2 separate regions of the Homo sapiens genome follow, and region 1 is linked to region 2. Evidence: chromatin loops called from intact Hi-C (ENCODE). Cell type or tissue: ascending aorta. All regions are shown on one strand. Links, peaks and the distances in the headings refer to the core of each region. The heading gives the core; the rest is flanking DNA.

Region 1 (5,607 bases), core at 1,440-3,939, 160 kb after region 2:
CTATATTGCCTTTCTGGGACAGTTTTTGCTAATATTGGCTGGTGCACATTTATCTCTCGGATCTTCGAGAATGATCTTGAAATCTATCCTGTGTATGACCTCTCAGCCACCTAACCTTCAGAAGGTCAGATAGATGAGTATGTGTGAAAAGTAATAATCAGACAGGGGTCCTTATGACAAACTGAGAGCAAGTGAGTATTTAGTAAAAGAAAAACTTTAGGAGAAGTACTTAGGTGAAGCACTTGGGCTAAGGCAGCCAAGGTCTTCAAGCAAGGTTAGTGGGTGACTTCATGACCACGAACAAATCAGTGCTGCCCTCCAGGTGTCAATCTTTTCCTTCATAAAGTGGAGACTGGGTCTGGTTCTTAAAATTATAAAGGAATGTGGAACAGTGGAAAGAGTGCGGTTTCAGAGTTAGACCTGAGTCTGAACCTTTACAGTAATGAGACGTTAGACAAATGTGTTTACATCCTTTGAACTCGGTTTCTTTTTTTTTTTTTTTTTTTTTTTTTGAGACGGAGTCTCACTCTGTCGCCCAGGCTGGAGTGCAATGGCATGATCTTGGCTCACTGCAAGCTCCGCCTCCTGGGTTCATGCCATTCTCCTGCCTCAGCCTCCCGAGTAGCTGGGACTACAGGTGCCTGCCACCACGCCTGGCTAATTTTTTGTATTTTTAGTAGAGACGGGGTTTCACCGTGTTAGGATGGTCTCAATCTCCTGACCTTGTGATCTGCCCGCCTCGGCCTCCCAAAGTGCTGGGATTACAGGCATGAGCCACTGTGCCCGGCCTGAACTCGGTTTCTTTATTTGCAAAGTGGGGATGATAAAGCATATCTCATAGGGATCTGTAGATTCCATATAGGTGGAAGCAACCAACCTTGGATTGAAAATATTTGGGAAAAAAAGAAAAATAACAATACAACAATAAAAAAGCAAATAATACAGTACAATGACTGTTTACATAGCATCTACATTGTATTAGGTATTATAAGTAGTTTAGAGATGATTTAAAGTGTACAGGAGGATGTGTGTAGGTTATATGCAAATATGACCCCATTTTATATCAGGGACTTGGGCATCTGTAGATTTTTGTATATGATGGGGTGCCGGAACCAATCTCCCACTGACACTGAGGGACGACTGTGCATCACTTTGTCCATAATGGATGCATTACATACATCTGTACCTTTGTTCCTTCCCTTCTGCCTGCTTATCTTATAGGATGCAGGGATGGTGGCAGTGGTAATTGAGCCTCCTGAATGTCTTCTCGTGTGTTGCCATTCAGTTATATCTCTCCTAACTTTTTCCTTTGAGGGGCATATTGCCACCCCTAGCCTGGCCAGAGAGACAGTGTCGGGAGAATTAGATGGCCGTGGCTGTGATTGCTTCTGCTGCTGCTCAGGGTTACTCTTCCCAGACAGGTCTCAGAGTGAGAGATACCCAGAGAATGCCACGTGGAAAGGTTGCAGATCAGACTCACCAGATGAGTTGTAACAATAGGCTGCAAACTGTCGGCTCACTGGAACCTTCCAAATCAGGACACCCACCCCATTTTTCCCACACTTGGGGTTTGGGCTAATCCTAGAGATGACCACGAATCCATCTCCAACCCAGCCATAGCTGTAAAAGAATACACACTAGTTGAACAGAAAAATGATTAGAAGGCTTCATCTCTATTGCTGAACAAGAACACAGAGCTAAAAAAGAACTCCAGCAGTGACAGTGAAACCAGCTTTTTCTCACCTGCAAGTTTCAAAGCTAGCTTTCAAGGCTGTTTCAACTTGGTCCTTGCCGGCCAAACTTAGTCCCAGCAGCCTACAGGCCTCCTTAGCTTCTGTGAAATTCAGCTGCTGGTTCGCCTTTTTGCTCACAAGGGTGATCCCCATAATTCTGCATGACACCTGGATGGAAAGCTCTGCAAAGGAATCACATAGGTCCTCAGTTTGCTGCTGTCCTTGTTTCCAGCCCTTAGACTCTCCTTCCCAGCAGAGTATATCGTCCTGATGCGCAGGGAGGTCTATCTGGCTGGGACTGGGGTTTAGAATAACAGGACACAGACCAGGCATTTTCCACAAGGACCATCTGCTGGGCTAGATGGATGCTTGTTCTTGTCCAAGCTGTAAATGTCGCCCAATCAAAATCTATCCCATCCCACTGCATTAAGATGCCTTGCTCACCATATAGGGGCTTTGGCTACCTGTTGTTGGGGTGCAGTCTAAGGGATGCAGTTACTGCAAACCTTTCTGGAGTCTGTAAAATGAAGCATCTGAGACTTTGAGAAAGATAGAATTCAGGGCTCTAGTTCATAGAATAGTTAGCAATACCCCAAACCAATGTGGTTTGGGGACACTACTATTTGTGAGATGGGCTGAAAATGTCACACTTGTTATAAAAGAATGTGAGTGCTCTCAGTTCCAGGTCTTTTGGCCACTGGGGGACAGGCTTACTCAGAAGTTCCTGGAGGAGCTGGCAGTAAACTTTGAATGGCAGAAAAACTAAATGAAGAAAGCAGAATTTTAGAGTCAGACTTGGGCTTAGATCTAGCATATGTCATTTGCTAGCTCTGTGACCTTAGCCTAGATACTTCATCTCTTTAATCTTCAGCTCTTTGAGCCTCCTTGTTTATAAATTCAAGGGAGTAACAGTGTCTACTGAATAGGGTAGTGAAAGTTAAGTGAGTAAATTCTAATACAAATGTTTAGCATAGTGCCTGCCACATGGTAGGTGCTTAATAAATCCACATAACATTATCATTATCGTTAAAGCATTTTGGTTTTGGTCTGCTAATGATTGATTACCCCACAGAAGCTGAGGCTGTTGAATAGGTAAGATATGAATAATATTTCTACTCAAAATCTAATGGATTTGGGAATTCTTTTGAACCCTTTTCTCTGGGTTCTGGGATGTACAGACCTGTATAAAATTGCCAAGTTGTATTGTATTCAAATACATTATTCCTACTGGGCTTCATCCACAAACATCCATAAAAGGGCATTTAAATCTCTCAAGTAATTGCTTGTACGCAGCTCTGTGTATTGGATGCTCAGTCAAATGCTTTGACCACTTCCTAGGTTGATATCTAATGGAAGTTTCTTTTTGAAAACATGGAAGGAGCATTTCTAAGTCCTCCATATGAACCTTGCTGTGGTGGCAGATTAGGAGCACACACTCAATTATGCCTGATTCTAAAACCCCAGTTCCTCTTTTTTCCTTCTTCTTTCCCAAGAGATGGATCTTGCTATGTTGCCCAGGCTGGTCGTAAATTCCTGGGCTCAAGCAATCCTCCCACCTCAGCCTCCCTGAGTAGCTGGAACTACAGGTGTGCACCAGTATGGCCAAGCAAGAACCCCAGTTCTTTTTTTTTTTTTGAGACGGAGTTTCACTCTTGTTGCCCAGGCTGGAGTGCAATAGCGTGATCTCGGCTCACTGTAACCTCCACCTCCTGGGTTCAAGCGATTCTCCTGCCTCATTCTCCCAAGTAGCTGGGATTACAGGCATGTGCCACCAAACCTGGCTAATTTTGTACTTTTAGTAGAGACAGGGTTTCTCCATGTTGGTCAGGTTGGTCTTGAACTGCCGACCTCAGGTGATCCACCCACCTTGGCTTCCCAAAGTGCTGGGATTACAGGCGTGAGCCACTGTGCCTGGCCCTTTTTTTTTTCTTTTTTGAGACAGAGTCTCGTTCTGTCACCCAGGCTGCAGTGCAGTGGCGTGATCCATGCTCACTGCAACCTCTGCCTCCCGGGTCCAAGCAACTCTTGTGCTTCAGCCTCCTGACTAGCTGGGACTACAGACGCGAGACACCATGCCCAGCTAATTTTTGTATTTTTTGTAGAGATGGGGTTTCACCATGTTGGCCAGGCTGGTCTCAAACTCCTGACCTCAGGTGATCCACCCACCTCGGCCTCCTAAAGTGCTGAGATTACAGTCATGAACCACCGTGCCCAACCCGGCCCCCAGTTCTTAACAATGACACTGTTTTACCTTTCACAGTGCTATAAGGAAATGAACACACACAGACACACACACACCCCTAGGCTGAACTCCCTGAACACACCGTTTGCTCTGAAATTTGGCTCTTTTAGCTCATGAGCTTGCTATTGCTCAGGTCTCTTATAGCTACTTCTTTGGGAATGGATTGCAGAGGTTTATTTGTCACATTATCAATTGGTCTTACTACCCTCTCATCATATGTCATTTGTACTCTAAATACTATTATTTAGAGGAGTGATAGACTTATTCTAGGTGGATAGACTTAGCTTTGAATATTTTTTCTATTGTTAACTGGCTGTTGCGACATCAGGCAAGTCAGCATTCTCATCTGAAAATGGGGATGGATATATCTTCTTCACATGATTTTTATCAGAATTAAATTAGATAACTTGTACCTAGCAGAGGCGGGGCCCAGTAGGAAGTCAACAACATTAGTCATTTTATGCTTTCCTATTTCATTTAGGGATCAAAAGAGGGAGCTGGAATTTAAGGGAGTACTCCAGTAACTCCTTCCTTAAGATTTCTCAGGAAACAGCAAACATAGTAGAAATAGTGTATGCTTAGGAGTTAGATATAAGGATGTGGAATCAGATAATAGCATATGCTTAGGAATCAGATAGGGCTGAATTCAAACCCAATATTTATTATGTACTGCCTGCATGACATTGGGCAAGTCACTTCACCTATAAACTGTCTTTTTGAGAGGATTAAATGAAATTGTATATACACACCTAGCTCTGGATCACTATATACTTGGCCCTCAAATATAGTTCCCACCCCTATTCACTTACCTTCATCAACTACTTTATTCTGCAGTCATGGTTATGCTGACTTTTGGTTGTTTCCAAAAATGTAATTTCCCTAGAAAATCTTTTTCCCTTGCTGAGGATAGTCCAGAGTGTGATGGAGTCATTTTCAAAAAACAGTGTCCAATAGTTTGAATAATGGCAGCATTGTGGGGAAAAATAGTCTCCCCAGAGGATTTCAAAGAGGACCAAACTTATTTGAAAGTAACAGTATTTTAAAAAACTAATCATATAACTCTGACCTTTCTTATAAAATGTAATGCAACAACATATAAATCAACTCTGAATGTCTGTTTCTAGCATATTTTATATCTCAGGTCATCTTCCAGCATAGGAACACACATTTTCCTATTAAAGTGCTCAGATTTTCATTTGCCCAGAGCTGCAATGAGTGATTTGTGGTTACAATTTTTTTGCCTACAGTGCAAAATGAGGTTTCCATTTAGGCATCTCAAAAGCCCAGCGATCACTTTAAGTCATTCCTTTAGTAGACAGCCGATGGCTTAATTTTCAAACTTATATTTTTACAGATTTTTTTCAGCTAATTTGCTATTTACTGAATATTTTTTTAAAACATTGCACCTCATTCATGGTATGATAAAATCAAAATTAAAATAATTATGCTAACACTCCCAAAAAACATAAAAACAGGCCAATTTTAGTGAAAGTTACCCATTATTCCCAAGCTTAGTGATTGCTTTAAATTTTTTACAATCATGGTTTGCGTCTTCAATGAAATACTTAAAAAAAAATTATTACTTCTGGATGCAGTGGCTCATGCCTGCAATCCCAGTACTTTGGTAGGCTG
Region 2 (5,607 bases), core at 1,555-4,054:
ACATATACAATGGGGTCCCCTGAGATTAAAATGGAGCTGAAAAATTACTATTGCCTAGTGACATCGTAGCCCTCATAAAATCATAGTGCAATGCATCATTTACATGTTGTGATGATAAACAACCATTCACATTGTTTCTGGTGTAAACAAACCTACTGCACTGCCAGTTGCACAAAAGTATAGCACATACAATTATGTGCAGTGCATAATACTTGACAAGATAATAAATGACTATGTTACTGGTTTGTGTGTTTACTATATTATACTATACTTTTTATCATTAGAGTGTACTCCTTCTACTTATAAAAAATTGTTAACTGTAAAATAGCCTCAGGAGGTCCTCCAGGAGGTATTCCAGAAGAGGACACTGTTAGGATAGGAGATGACAGCTCCATGCATGTTACTGCCCCTGAAGATCTTCCAGTGGGACAAGATGTGGAGGTGGAAGACAGTGATATGGATGATCCTGACCCTGTGCAGGCCTAGGCTAATGTGTGTGTTTGTGTCTTCGTTTTTAACAAAAAAGTTTAAAGTTTTAAAATTTTAAAGAGTAAAAAAAAAGTTTATAAAAAATAGATGAAAGCTCATAGAATAGGATATAAAGAATTTTTGTACAGCTATACTATGTGTTTCAAGCTAAATGTTATTACAAAAGAGTCACAATTTGCAAAAATTAACAAGTTTACAAAGTAAAAAAGTTACAGTAAGTTAAGGTTAATCTATTATTGAAGAAAGAAAAAACGTTTAAAACAAATGTAGTGTGGCCTCATTGTACAGTATTTATGAAGTCTACGATAGTGCGCAGTGATGTCCTAGGCCTTCACATTCACTTACTGATCACTCACTGACTCACCCAGAGCAACTTCCAGTCCTGCAAGCTCCATTTGTTCATTTTTTAGTCTTTTATACTGTATTTTTACTGTATCTTTTCTTTGTTTACATATGTTTAAATACACAAATCCTTACTATTGTGTTACAGTTGCCTACAATATTCAGTATAGAACATGCTGTAGAGGTTTGTAGCCCAGGAGCGACAGGCTATCCCATATAGCCTAGGTATGTGGTAGGCTATACAATCTAGGTTTATGTGAGTACACTCTGTGGTGTTTGCACAACCAAATCACCTAAAGACACATCTCTCAGACCATATCCCCATTGTTAATGGATGCTTAACTGTACTGATAATACCTAATAAAATGTAAATACTATGTAAATAGTTGTTATACTCTATTTCTTGGCAGTAATGAAGAGAATAAAAGTCTTTATATGTTTAGGATGGATGCCACTTTTTTTTTCGAATATTTTCCATCCACACTTGGTTGCATCCATGGCTATGGAACTCTTGGAGATGGAGGGCCAACTATATATAGAATTGTAGTTAGTGGCCGGGCTTGGTGGCTCATGCCTGTAATCTCAGCACTTTGGGAGGCCAAGGCGGGTGGATCACTTGAGGTCAGGAGTTCGAGACCAGCCTGACCAAAATGGTGAAACCTTGTCTCTACAAAAAATACAAAAATTAATTGGGCATGGTGGTGGGCACCTGTAATCCCAGCTACTTGGGAGGCTGAGGCAGGAGAATCGCTTGAACCTGGAAGGTGGAGGTTGCAGTGAGCCAAGATCTCACCATTGCATTCTAGCCAGGGTGAAAAGAGTGAAACTCCATCTCAAAAAAAAAAAAAAAAAAAAAAAAATAGATTGTTGTTTGCTGGATTTCTACTCAATAGAACAGAAATTACCTCAATAGTAAATATTCTATAGTTCTCATTTCAGATGAAAATTCAGCTGTTCTCAACGACTTTTTTGTTGTTTGCATAGGTGATCCTCAACTTTGATATGTTCTAATTTTCATGCATGTATCTTTCACTTCTGTGACTGTATACTGATAACTCAAACAGATACTTCATCCTTTAGTTGATGGGTGGTGATTTTACCTTCCCTCTTGTGTGACCACTTGCTAAGTGCTGCTGCTTGGGGATAAAAGGCTGGGTTTCTACAGAGACAAGGGGTATGGGAAGCGTTTATGGTACAGCTGCCCCCCTTTCCCTCTGTGTGCCAAGGGAATCCCAAATTTTCTGAATGCCTGGAGTTTGTCGGTTGATAACAAATTGTTGTACAATGAACAATTAGGTGTTTGCTTCCCAGGCCCATGCTCCCCTCTCCACCACTACAGTCCTTGCATCTGGTAAGGGTGGGAAGGGGGTTCAGTGGCCACTGGTCCTAGGTGATGGCAAGGGTGGTGTCACTGGCTGGGGATGGTGGAGACTTTGCCGTGCCACAGGGGTGGAGAAGATGAGGGCAGAGAGGAGAGGTGGAATCATGGAAGAGAAGCCACAGGCTCGACCTCCCAGGCACCAGGGAGCAACAGAGGGATGCTTGTGAAAGTTTTTATCTGTCAGGACCCAAGATAGCTATAATGCATGTGACAGGGATGGCAATTTTGCAAATATAAAACAGATATATTTAATTACTCATTACATCACTGTTTTCCCTCTGAGATCCAGCTACAAAAATTATCACTAGAGGGCAGGAGAGGTCTCTTTAGCAAGAAACATGCGTCCTAGCCCAGGGTACTGGCTTCTCCCATAGTGTGGGGGCAGTGCTGACTAATGCTTCCCTGTTCACAACACGCTTAGAAAGTGAGAATATGCGTGTGGCACACTGGGGTCAGCTAAAGGGGATTTGGGAATGCCTACATGGGAGCTAGTGAAAAAAATTCACATTTTCTTCATGTTATATTATTACAATAATATACAAAACAAAATATTAAATGTTGAATTTATATAATATTCTAAAGAAAATCATTTAAATATTTTATTGTTAAACATGAGCTTGCTTCAAATTAACATGTCTTTTTTATGTAGTTTTAGGCTTGAAATGGCTACATGGAATTTCTGATCAAGATTTTTAAGGGTTTCTTCATTCTTTTTTCAAATTTCATTTGTTTCTAATTTTTAAATGTTTATAGATTTAGTGGGTACAAGTGCCATTTTGTTACATGGATATATTGCAAAGTGGTGAAGTCTGGGCTTTTCCTGTAACTATCACTTGAATAGTGTACATTGTACCCATAATCATCATTAACAGGAAATTTGTTTGTACAGATTGGTGATAAAAAGTTAAAAACAATTTTGCACCTGTTAAAAAATATATACCAGTTGAAATCATATAGAGACTATAACGGCATTTTCTTTTTTCAAACAACAAATGTGGTATTGAAATTTTTTGGGATGAGCATTGGATTTAGCACCCTTCAAACCTTTTGGATTCTAGTGCACTTAGGTAATGGTGAAGCCCTAATCTGCAGAATACACATGCAATTTTACATCAGATATCCTGCAGGCAGTGTGGAGGTGACTAAAGAGGCTCATCTACTGAGAAAGACAGGAACAGCCCATATACATCGAGTGACTGTTGTCCTGATTTGTCCTGAAGGGCTCTGATTCATTCTTCTGACATGACATGACTATCCAGAGCACTTCCCTTTGCTAAAAAACAAACAAGAAGCGTGCCAGTTTGGTGTTCATACACAGTGTGGATGAATCTCGAAACATTGCCCAGAATGAAAGAAGCCAGACACAAAAAAGTACATGCTGTATGATTCCATTTATTTGAAATTCTAGAATAGGCAAAACTAATTTGTAGTGATGGAAGACAGATGAGTAGTTGTCTCAGGCAGTGGTGGGGGTGAGTGACTGCAGTGGGGCATATGGGGCATTTGGGGGGTAATGACAACATTGTGTATCTTGATCATGGTAGTGGTGACACTGGTGGATCACCCATGTATACATTTGCAGAAACTCATAGTACTATATAGTTAAAATAGATGCATTTCATTATATGTAAATTATACCTCATTAAAGTCGATTTAAAAAAAGAAAGTATACTATTTTGGACAATGAATTTTATGGTTTCTGTACATAGGCGTGAAGACAGATTCAGGGCTGCCATTTCTACTGTGGCTGCCAGAAGCTCCCTCCTGCTCTCCTTGCCCCCGGCCCCATCCCTCTTGGTCTGTGCTCTGTGCTCACCCGACGCAAGGGACACACACTCCTCCAGTGGGTTTCTGGCTCTGTCCATGTGGGAGTGGCACACTATGCAGCAAGCTGCCAAAGGACGTGTCCTCGCCGCTTGGGATGAGATCACTGTCCTTGCTGTTTGATGGGGCCCACTCTTGGCTGCCCTCCAAGGAGCTGTAGGTGAGGTTCTCCTTAGAGGTACCCAGCCTGTGCACTTTGGCTGCCCTCTCACCTGAGGACCGAGGGCATCACCATTGTGCTGCATGCCTGTGGCCCATCTGAAGCACTTCCACGGGGAAGCTCTGGCCTAGGGAAGGTACCTGTGCCTGTCCCTAAGGCTTTCTCATGAGGCTAGAGTAGAAAGGGGGAGGATCTGACATAAAGGAAGCAAATAAGCACCCATTTCTTGGTCCCAGGGAATTGTGGGAGGAAGAAGGAGGGAGGACAGGAGATGGTGGAGAGTGGAGGGCAGTGGCGGGGGCAGTGCAAGGAGAAATGGAGCGGGATGGGAAGAGAAGTTGAGAGTGGTCAGCCAGATGGGTCTTAAATTCCCTTTCTGGGCTTTGGTCTAGAGCAAGTGTTGGCGAACTATTCTGTAAAGGGCTAGATAGTAAATGTCTGAGGTTCGTAGGATCATATGGTGTCTGTCACAACTACTCGACTCTGCCATTGCAGTGGAAAAGCAGCCAAGGACAATGGGTAAATGAATAAATGTGGTCATGTTCCAAGAAAACTTAATTTATGGGTGGCAAAATTGGAATTCATGTAATTTTCATGTGTCACAAAATATTCTTCTTTAGATTTTTTTCTCAACCATTAAAAATGTAAAGACAATTTTTTTTTTTTTTTGAGACAGAGTTTTGCTCTGTTGCCCAGGCTGGAGCACAGTGACATGATTTCAGCTCACTGCAACCTCTGCCTCCCAGGTTCAAGCAATTCTCCTGCCTCAGCCTCCTGAGTAGTTGGGATTACAGGCACACACCACCACACCTGGCTAATTTTTGTATTTTTAGTAGAGACGGGGTTTTTAGGCTGGGAGCCACTGCGCCCGGCCTAAAAAATGTAGACAATTCTTAGCTCATCTTCCTCATAAAGTGGGTGGTGGGCCTAATTCGGCTGTTGGGGCATCGCTTGCCAACTCATGTATTTAGTGTGGGGGGTCCTGAGGGTGGAGGACTTAGGGAAAGGTGTGGCTCTTGGAATTCTGAGTGTCAGCATAGCTGCTCCCTTCCCTCACTCCCTCTGCCCTTCTCCATTCACCAGGCATCTTATCTGTGTAACCCACAGATTGTAATTATGGGTTCTCAGGCCTGCACCCCAACCCAGGGGCTGTGCCATGCTGTGTGTGCTTCATAGCTGCCCCTCCTGGACCTAGTGCAGGGCTGGGCCCAGAGTGGGCCTTGATAACATTTGTTGTCTGGAATTAAATCAGCAGCTCACTAGTGGAATCTGCCCAGGCCTGGCTAGAAACTGGGAGCTGTAGCCAGTCCCTCCTGCCCTGTCCTCAGGGGCCCTCAGCCACCGAGGATGCCTGCCTGTTGCTACGCTGGAGAACATTTTGTCATGTTTACTAACAAGGAATCCGAGGGGT

Evidence for each region. A loop is a pair of places that touch in the nucleus more often than their neighbours do. Peaks named below come from ENCODE experiments on the same cell type or tissue, not always from the same donor. Only the 100,000 strongest peaks of a DNase experiment are listed, where the experiment ranks them.
Region 1: it touches region 2 in a loop (3-fold over the local background); 4 of 110 quality-filtered maps call a loop at or near these places.

What each region holds. Positions count from the first base shown.
Region 1 is chr11:10,562,460-10,568,066 of GRCh38, forward strand. It overlaps LYVE1 (lymphatic vessel endothelial hyaluronan receptor 1), which reads right to left. Exons shown (of 6, transcript NM_006691.4): 2 at 1,744-1,915; 3 at 1,481-1,620. The region is part of intron 1 of IRAG1-AS1 (IRAG1 antisense RNA 1); the gene reads left to right. Among named protein-coding and RNA genes, the nearest start is that of LYVE1, 3.4 kb to the right of the region's middle. In ascending aorta, for the core only: a CTCF peak has its summit at 2,401 (motif pointing right); no DNase peak of the experiment used is centred there; H3K4me3 peaks cover 1,087 bases; H3K27ac peaks cover 2,299 bases.
Region 2 is chr11:10,403,791-10,409,397 of GRCh38, forward strand. All of the region lies in intron 2 of CAND1.11 (a long non-coding RNA gene), which reads left to right. Among named protein-coding and RNA genes, the nearest start is that of AMPD3, 49 kb to the right of the region's middle. RefSeq lists enhancers at 5,027-5,527, 5,528-5,607. In ascending aorta, for the core only: a CTCF peak has its summit at 2,524 (motif pointing right); a DNase peak (open chromatin) is centred at 2,581.